2 separate regions of the Mus musculus genome follow, and region 2 is linked to region 1. Evidence: chromatin contacts called from ENCODE POLR2A ChIA-PET data. All regions are on one chromosome and are shown on one strand. The core of a region is the stretch at or near the end of the contact, and the rest is flanking DNA. Distances in the headings are between cores, read along the strand shown. Region 1 holds the start of Lsm14a (LSM14A mRNA processing body assembly factor). Region 2 holds the start of Gpi1 (glucose-6-phosphate isomerase 1).

What was found. ChIA-PET counts read pairs that join two places held with the same protein, here RNA polymerase II (POLR2A).
Region 2: POLR2A ChIA-PET joins it to region 1 with 40 read pairs in Patski. The contact joins the promoter of Gpi1 here to the promoter of Lsm14a in region 1. POLR2A ChIA-PET finds 5 or more read pairs at or near these places in 4 of 5 experiments (Patski and embryonic stem cell).

What each region holds. Positions count from the first base shown.
Region 1 is chr7:34,387,312-34,391,337 of GRCm38, forward strand. It overlaps Lsm14a (LSM14A mRNA processing body assembly factor), which reads right to left and starts at 2,394. Exons shown (of 11, transcript NM_025948.3): 1 at 2,047-2,394. The coding sequence starts at 2,167. Gm12764 (predicted gene 12764) reads left to right here and starts at 1,302. Exons shown (of 2, transcript NR_169160.1): 1 at 1,302-1,697.
Region 2 is chr7:34,228,689-34,232,714 of GRCm38, forward strand. Gpi1 (glucose-6-phosphate isomerase 1) reads right to left here and starts at 1,648. Exons shown (of 18, transcript NM_008155.4): 1 at 1,404-1,648; 2 at 595-685; 3 at 240-308. The coding sequence starts at 1,525. It overlaps Gm12762 (a long non-coding RNA gene), which reads right to left. Exons shown (of 2, transcript XR_881947.3): 2 at 2,494-4,026.

The DNA.
Region 1 (4,026 bases), core at 1,144-3,643:
ATCAATATTTCAAAGTCATCCTTGACGAAAGCCAGCCCAAGCTACATGAGACCATGCAAAGAATAATCCCCAAACCTCTACAAAAACACTTCAGCGAGAAATACTGTTCTCAACCAGTGTGTAGAACACCTGGTGAGAGCTTTACCCACCCTTTAATAAAGTCATTAAAACTAACACCATCAAGCTGTTTAAGGACATCACAGTCAACTCTCATTTGTTTTTGAGGCAGTGTCTCACTCGGAAGTTTTGGAACTCTCTAAATTGATGAGGGTTGCTTGGAACTCAGATCCACCTGGCACTAATCTCCTGAACGCCGGCACCAAGGCCCGTACCACCAAGCCCAGCTTCACACTATTAGTCAAGGCTTCAGTAATTACTAAGGAGAATCATACATCCTTAAGTATAGTGAACATCTACAAAGATGAAAGCAGGTTCTTTAAGAGGCAATGTGTTACAAAACTCCATAAGGCAAAGAGAAAGTTATGGGGTAGTTCCTGGAGTCTCAGTTTTGGCCTTCTTTGAGAGGGTTTCATGTGTACCAGGCAGATCTTGAATGCCTGACCTCCTGCTTCGACCTCCCTGGTGGAATCACAGGCATGCACCACCCACACTCGGTTTTTCTCACTGGGGAGCCAACCGGGTTTTATGCATTTAAGCATCGACTGAGATGACCTAGCTGTATTGCTTTAGCAGCCCTGATTTTGCATATCGGGGACTACAGGGGAGTGTCACAGCACCAAGCCTCATACTGCTCTTTAAAAAGCAGACTCCTTGACTTTTCAGTGTTTGATTCAAGGATTTTTTTTTTTAAGTAAATTGCCAAAAGTTATGTAAGTATCACAATGCAACTGTGGAAAACATCACCCTACTCTTTTATAGTGTCCCTTTTTTAAGCTTTGTTTTTGTGGTTCTGGGGAGGGAACCCAGATCTCCCACTTGCTAGAGAAGAGCTGTCAATCAAGCCACACCCCTACCCCCTATTAGGTATAATTCAAGAAACTGAAACTGTTAAAAGAAGCATCTATAAAAAATGCTTTTAGATTTAGAATCTTGCTATCCCTAGGACCTTTTTTCCTAGCATACTTAGTTCTTAACAATTCTACTAGGTGTGGTAGGAAAATAGACCTCCCTGGTATCAGAAACTGTTATAAGACTTCCCCTAGGATCAGAAACTCAAGTTTATTTTCTTTGTGCCTTCCTGTCACTAGCACGCGTGAACGGAAACAAAACCCACAAATTGACTGTATCGACTGTACAGACTATGGGGTTGGGGTAAGTAGGGGGGGATCCCCTTCCACACAACTTCCTCTCCCCAAGTACAGCGGAGTCGGTCAGCGCCCCGATAGTACTCGCTCTGAAGTGTGTACAAGAGTCCCGGATCATCAAAACTTAAACTTTCCTTTCTACCAGGGTTCCAGAAAATTGGCCCATGGGGACAGCAAGCAAGCATTTTAACGCGCACCCTTCGGTTGCATAAGAATTCCGGCATAACAGGTAACAATCACAGAGGAGACAAACGGGATGCGATCGACTGGACGGTACGAAACGGCCTTTCGAGATCACAAGTCTGCGGCGCAAACCCAAAGTTTGGAGCACACTCCTTAGGAGTTCACTCGACAACCGTCGCCACCGACCCAGACGAAGAACGCTGAGAAAATGGGTGCCCGAGGAATCAACACATCCGCATTCATCTCGAGGTAGGCGTCAAGATTCTTCGACTCCTCCGGCTTTGTTCGGCGCTTCCGAAGAAGGAACGACCGAATTTCGGTCTTGGAAGCCGCGAACCTGGGTGTGTTCTCCGGCTGGTTCCCGGGACTTTAGCATCGCCCCGCCCCGGGCGCCGCGCACTCGTTCCCCGGATGGAAGGCGCGGAGCTTCGGGGGAAAGGAAGCAGCCCGGGGAGCCCGGGGAGGCCGCAGCCCGGCCCTTGTCGCTTGGGGGCCGGGAGGGAGCGAGGCCCGTGAGGACCGCAGAGGGAGAAGAGCGCGAGGGCGGCGGGGCGCTCTACCCGCGCCCCCCAAAACCCCGAGGCCCGCCCCGCCGTACCTTTGGCGAGGGCTACCGTGGAGTTCTCGGTGTCGATGGTGTAGAGGATGCCCTCGTAGCGGATCTCCGCCTTGGAGATGAGGCTGATCTTGCTGCCGATGTAAGGGGTGCCCCCGCTCATGGCGCCGCCGCCGTCGCCCGCCGCTCGCACTCAGTCAGATCCCGCGCTGCGCCCGCCGCTCCGCCCGCCCGCCCGCTCGCTCGCTCCCTCCGTCGGCGCCTCACAGCAGCCGCCTCAGAACCAACATGGCGGCCGCGCCGGCTCCGCTTACCCTCCCCCAGCCTCCCGCCCTCAAACCGCGGCGCGGCGGCGGCGGCGGCGGCAGCAGCGGCGGCGGCGCAGGGCATGCCGGGAGGGCGAGGCGGCGTGCTTTCTCGCGAGACTCGCCGAGCTCACGGACGGTCCCGGGCTCTTTCCGCGGCGGCCCAGAGCGCTTGGCTTGCGCTCCCGACGTGGAAGGTTTTCACGGCACCTAGATGTCGCGGGAAGACTAGACGAGGGCCCATCCCGCCTGGTGATGCTGACTGCGGCCTCTGCCATTTCTAGGCGGGCTGCACTTTGGTACGAGCCCAGAGTCTTTGTAAGCGGTCGCCTCCCAGCTCCGGAGCCGCTCTCCGCGGGCCACGGAACTCTCACTGTAAACGCCAGAGCAGCCATCTTCGCCTGAGGAGTCTCACACTCCAAGGGCTGCCGCTCCGGGAGGCTCTGGGACTCTGTCCCCCAAACTGAGTCCAACCCTTTTTATGCGGCTTGATCCGTGTCCTAGCTTTCAAGATGTTCCCGGTCACTAACTATGCAAGAAACACCAGTCCAAGTGTTTCTCTGCCGCTTTGATCACTTAATGTCAGCTCCACTTTCTTAATAACGATCATCTCTCCGATCGGATACCAAATTGGCATCTTAAAACTTTGCATCCAGAGATGTAACTCTTCGGTTTTACTCCAAACTCGTCCCTCTAGCTTGTTCTCGGAGGTAACTATGAACCGGGAACGTTTGCTTAGTAGCTAAGACCCCAGTCCTGGATTGTCTTACACCTCCACACCTGTCCTAACTATAAATCTTGTCTGTTCAGGCTGGACCGTCTCCATCCGTACAGCTCTATATAACGCCTCAGTTACCCTGGCCAGAGTTGTTGGCAGTAGCTCCCGAAGAATTCTATTTCTCTTACCCCTACTAGGTTTTTCTTAACACAGCAGTCAGGGGGAATCATGTTCAAGTAGCAAGAGATTTTGGACTTTTGTTCAACTCAAGATAACATCCGTCTACTCAGTGCGCTCCACAGGTTACATTTTACACAAGGTGAAAACCAGACTTCCTAGTTTGGCTTATGAGGGCATGGATGATTTAATTTGTTGTTACACAGCTCCATACTGTTCCAAGCATCCCTTCTTCTCACAGCTTCCACAGTTCATTATACTCTGCTCAAAGCTGCCCTAAGAGGTGATGTATTTACAAAACTACAGTAGATCTCGCTTTACACCCCTCTTCTTGCCTTGCTCCCTCCCTACCCCCCATCGCATTTGTCTATTTAGTCATAAGTGTTTGTCTCCCTTCTTGGCTAGAATGCAAATATTTTGAGGAAGGGTTTCTGGTTTTAGACACTGTTTGCATCATCCTTGGGGCCAAGTGTAGCAACCGGCCCAGGACAGCTGCTCGGTAGACATTTGCTGCAAGAGTGAACAACTGGGATAAGAGCCGAACACAGGCAGCAAGTAGGATGTCTGGTGCGCTGAGCCAATGCATGGTGATTATCTGCGTGTTCCGGGAAAGCAGGAGAGAAGATTGATGAGCTGAGCTGTGACTGGTGCCCAGTGGCTTCAAGGGGGTCCCTGCTTCAGCATACAGTCATTATTTGGTGTGCAAATCTGCGTTTGGAGTCTTCCCTTTGTAGGTCTCAGACCAATGTTGCCTTCTCTTCCATAGTGAACACATTCTTTCCCTTGTCAGTTTCTATAAACTGATGATACCTAACTCTCAAA
Region 2 (4,026 bases), core at 398-2,897, 160 kb before region 1:
TTGTGCCCCTCCCTGGACACCAGGAACTGTGCCAATTTGATTGCCAAGTCCAGGCTGCCAGTCTCAGAGAAATCACACCCCAAAGCTCTGCAACCTCTCTTGCCCCCAAAGAAAAGCCTTTAGCACCTTCGTGAGGCAAAAGCATTGCTTAAGAGCAAGGGTGAAGACACAGGGCGATGCTGATAACGGTCGGCAAAGAGGAGGAAGAGGGGGGGGGGGCGGCGGGTGTAACTGCTTACCTCGGTGTAGTTGATCTTGGAACCACTGAACATGTTGTCCCGTGCAGCCTCCACGCCTCTGGACTTGGCCTAGGGAGAGAAGCCACTGCTGAGGTCTTGTATCCCATCCCCCATCCTCATCACCTATCACAAGTCCAGCCCCCCTCCCCCCCCACTCCCCCCCCCCCTTGAGGCTGACAGATGTTCTTCATAGACAGATTCCTTTTCCAGCATCTTCAAAGAGTCTGCTCAATCAGCAGGGGGCCTGGAGATCCCTGGGATACCAACTCCACACCGGGACCTAGAACCCAAAACAAAGCGCAGCCCCCACCCACAACCCAACCCAGAGATCACAACTCCCCAGTCAGAACATTACCAGCTCCACCAGCATCTGCATCACCTCCTTGTTCACAAGGTTCTTGGAGTAGTCCACCAGAATATGCCCATGGTTGGTGTTGAGGTTCAAGCTGCAGAAAGATGGAGACGCTGCTGGTCACACCCCAGCGGCAGTGCCTGGCCACAAAGGCTGACCTGTAGCAGTGTTAAGTAGTGTAGGAAGCCACGCCACAGAAAGAAGATGTAGACAGATCCTGGGCAGAACTTCCCCCTTCAAGCTCCACATCTCAAACTTACAAGGAAACACCCAGGGAGAGGTATCAGGGACGTCCAGTGAGGAACCACAGGTGGTCATCCCAGGTCCCTCGCCTCCTGGCATCAGTGACAAGGCACGAAGATGCATCACATGTACGATTTCTTCCACCCTCCCTTCTATTTCGCAGTCGCTCACAAGTCTCTCTGGCCTCTGCATCCTGCCTCCGCCGCTCTATTTTTACACCGTGGCTCCCAGGAAATCTCAGCCTTACCCACCCTGTCTGACCAAAGCCCACTAGGAGCAGGTGGGAGGGGACAGCTCTCTCGTGCCTGTCGAGCCAGCAGCGGCTGCTCCTCCTCATGGGTGGTTAGAAATCCCTACTCAAATGGCTGAGACTGAGAGGCGGGGGCGAAGGGATCCCCAAGGAGGAGCCGATTCCTCCTAATGACTAAGCAGCCTCGGCCCTCTGGCTAGCACGCGGGTCCCAAAACCCACTCCAAGGAGGCATCAAGGACAAAGTGCGGCCCCGGCCTGGGCCCTGCAGGGCTGCTGGGGGGGGGGGGGTCACGGGAGCCCCGACCCCGTGCGTGCACCTGAAGTTGTTGAAGCGCTCCGGATCCGCCTCAAAAAGTTCGCGCAGCTTGAGGTTGGCAGAGTTCGCGCGGTGCCACTCCAGGAGCTTCTGGAACTGCGGGTTCCGGGTGAGCGCAGCCATGGCGAGGGACCCGAGAGGTACACGGAGCAGGACGTGCTCGGAAGAGGAAGGAAAGAGGAGCGGCGGCGCGCGGCAAGTCGGTACCAGTGCGCGCAGCGGGCTTTATGGCGCAGGCGTCCGACCCCGCCCCGCCTCCGGCCCCGCCCCACCTCTGTCCTCCGCGTCCGCTAGGCGACCTTGCCGGCAGCTGTAGATCTGGGGGCCTCTGCTGGCCTCTCTGTAACACAAGTGTGGCCACTTGCGATGAACCTTGGCTGGCTTCTGTTCGGAAGTGACTTGAAGGGCAGAGGCGGAGTTTCTCGTGCCAGATCCGCTTGCTTCTTTCATTCATTCATGTATTCAATTCAGCAGAACTTTTTTTTTTTAAAGAATTTATTTACTATATGTAAGTACACTCTAGCTGTCTTCAGACACTCCAGAAGAAGGAGTCGGATCTCCTTACGGATGTGTTTGCTGGGATTTGAACTCAGGACCTTCGGAAGAGTAGTTGAGTGCTCTTACCGGCTGAGCCCAATTTAGCAGAACTTTATGGAATGCCTTCCTGGTTAGAGGTACTAAAGCAAGTGTTGTGGGTACGTAAGCCAAATAAGTAAATAGAATTTATGGGATTTCAGAGCTGGCAAGTGCTCCTGAGAAGAGGCAAACTGGATGAAGCCCCAGAGATGAAACTGTGGTTAAGAACACATAGTTCCCTTGCAGAGGACCTGAATTGGGTTCCCAGTACTCATAACTGCCTGTAACTCCCGCTGCAACCAATGGGAATACCAATGGCACTTGCATCCTTATGCTCATACCCACCCCACACATAATTAATGCTAAAATTATATACCCACCCCACACACATAATAAAAATTGTATGTCCACTCCCACACATAATTAATAAAATATCCACCACACAATAAAAATGAAATTATATGTATATATATTTAAAGGCAGGTTGGAAATAAGCATTTCCTTTAACTAAATGGTTAAGAAAAAAAAATTCACTCTTTATTATATTTGAGTAAAAGCATGAAGGGGAAGAAATGAGCCAGTTGGCTACCTGGAAGGAAAGTGTTCAGTCAAAGGGAAAAGACACTGCAAAGTCTGAGACAAGAGCACCCATAGATGTCCCACAAACAGCACCCATAGATGTCCCACAAACAGAAGACACATGTGGCTGGAGTGGAGCAGATTAGGGGAAGAAGTCATAGAGGTGACATTAGAGAAGGGAATTCACCCAGTGGCTTACAAATCATTGTGAGAATTTTGATTTCTGTTTAGAGATGAGGAGCCACTGAACAAGTCCACATGGAGCAGGGACTTTATCTGACACACTGCCTAATGGATCAGTTAGCTCAGTGAGCTAAAGCAGGTCCTGAGGGAGGGAGCTTCAGTCAAGCAGGAGGAGACGGACATAGAGGATGGAATGAGTGAGGGATCCATAATCGCCTAGAGAGAAAGGGCAAGATATGCACTTTAGGATCCAACTTCCTAGAAAAACTGGATTCTTATCCACAAGTCCGAGGGACAAGGGAGACTTCAAATGAGGACGAGTAGGTGAGGTGAAGTGTTTGCGGGGGACTGCGGGAAATATGTGTAAGTCTTGATACTTGCTAAGCTTCCCAAACAGTGCTGGACATCTAGCACTGGGGTGGCAGGCACTGGGGTGGCACTATAATCCCAGCATGAAGGGAGGAAAGGCAGGAAGATCGAGAGTTCAAGGCCAGGGTCAGCAACATAGGAATCTGAAGCCATCACGTCTAAAAAAAACCCAAAACACAGGAACTGAGAATTTTGTAAAGCATTTGCCTCAGAAGCATGCGAGGATACGGACACGTTTACTCTCCAGAGCCCATGGAAAAACCTGCACATGGTGGCCTTTTGCAATCTCAGTGCTAGAGAGGCAGAAACGGGAGGGTCCTAGGGTTCAATGGCCAGCCTGGCCTCAGGGGTGAGCTCCAGATCTCACCAACAGACCCTGACTCAAAAAAGAAGCTGAAATTTTTATAAAGTATGTTTTTAAAAGAGGGGCTGGCGAACCTTAAAAAAAAAAGCAAGGCAGCTGTAGCGCACACCACTAATCCAAGCACTCTGGAGGCAGAGGCAGGCAGATCTCTCTGAGTTCAGGGACAACCTGGTCTGCAAGAATGAGAATGAGTTTCAGGACAGCCAGGACTGTATAGAGAGGCCTTATTCAAAAAAAAAAAAAAAAAAGGTGGGGGGAGGGAGAAGTGGGGCTGACAAAATAGCCCATGGGTCAAAGGTATTTGGGGCCAAGGCTGAAAACCTAAACCTAATCCCTGAAATCCACATATAGAAGGAAAAAATGAACTGCCACAAACTGTTCTTTGAGCACAGGCACTCTGGGGCACACTCCCTTCAAACAGGTCTAACTAAATATAAAACGGGGCCGTATTCCTAGGAACAATGTTCAAGGTTTTCCTCTGGCCTCCATGTAAATTGCAGACAGACAGACACACACACACACACAAATTCACTCCCACCTTGAACCTCAACTA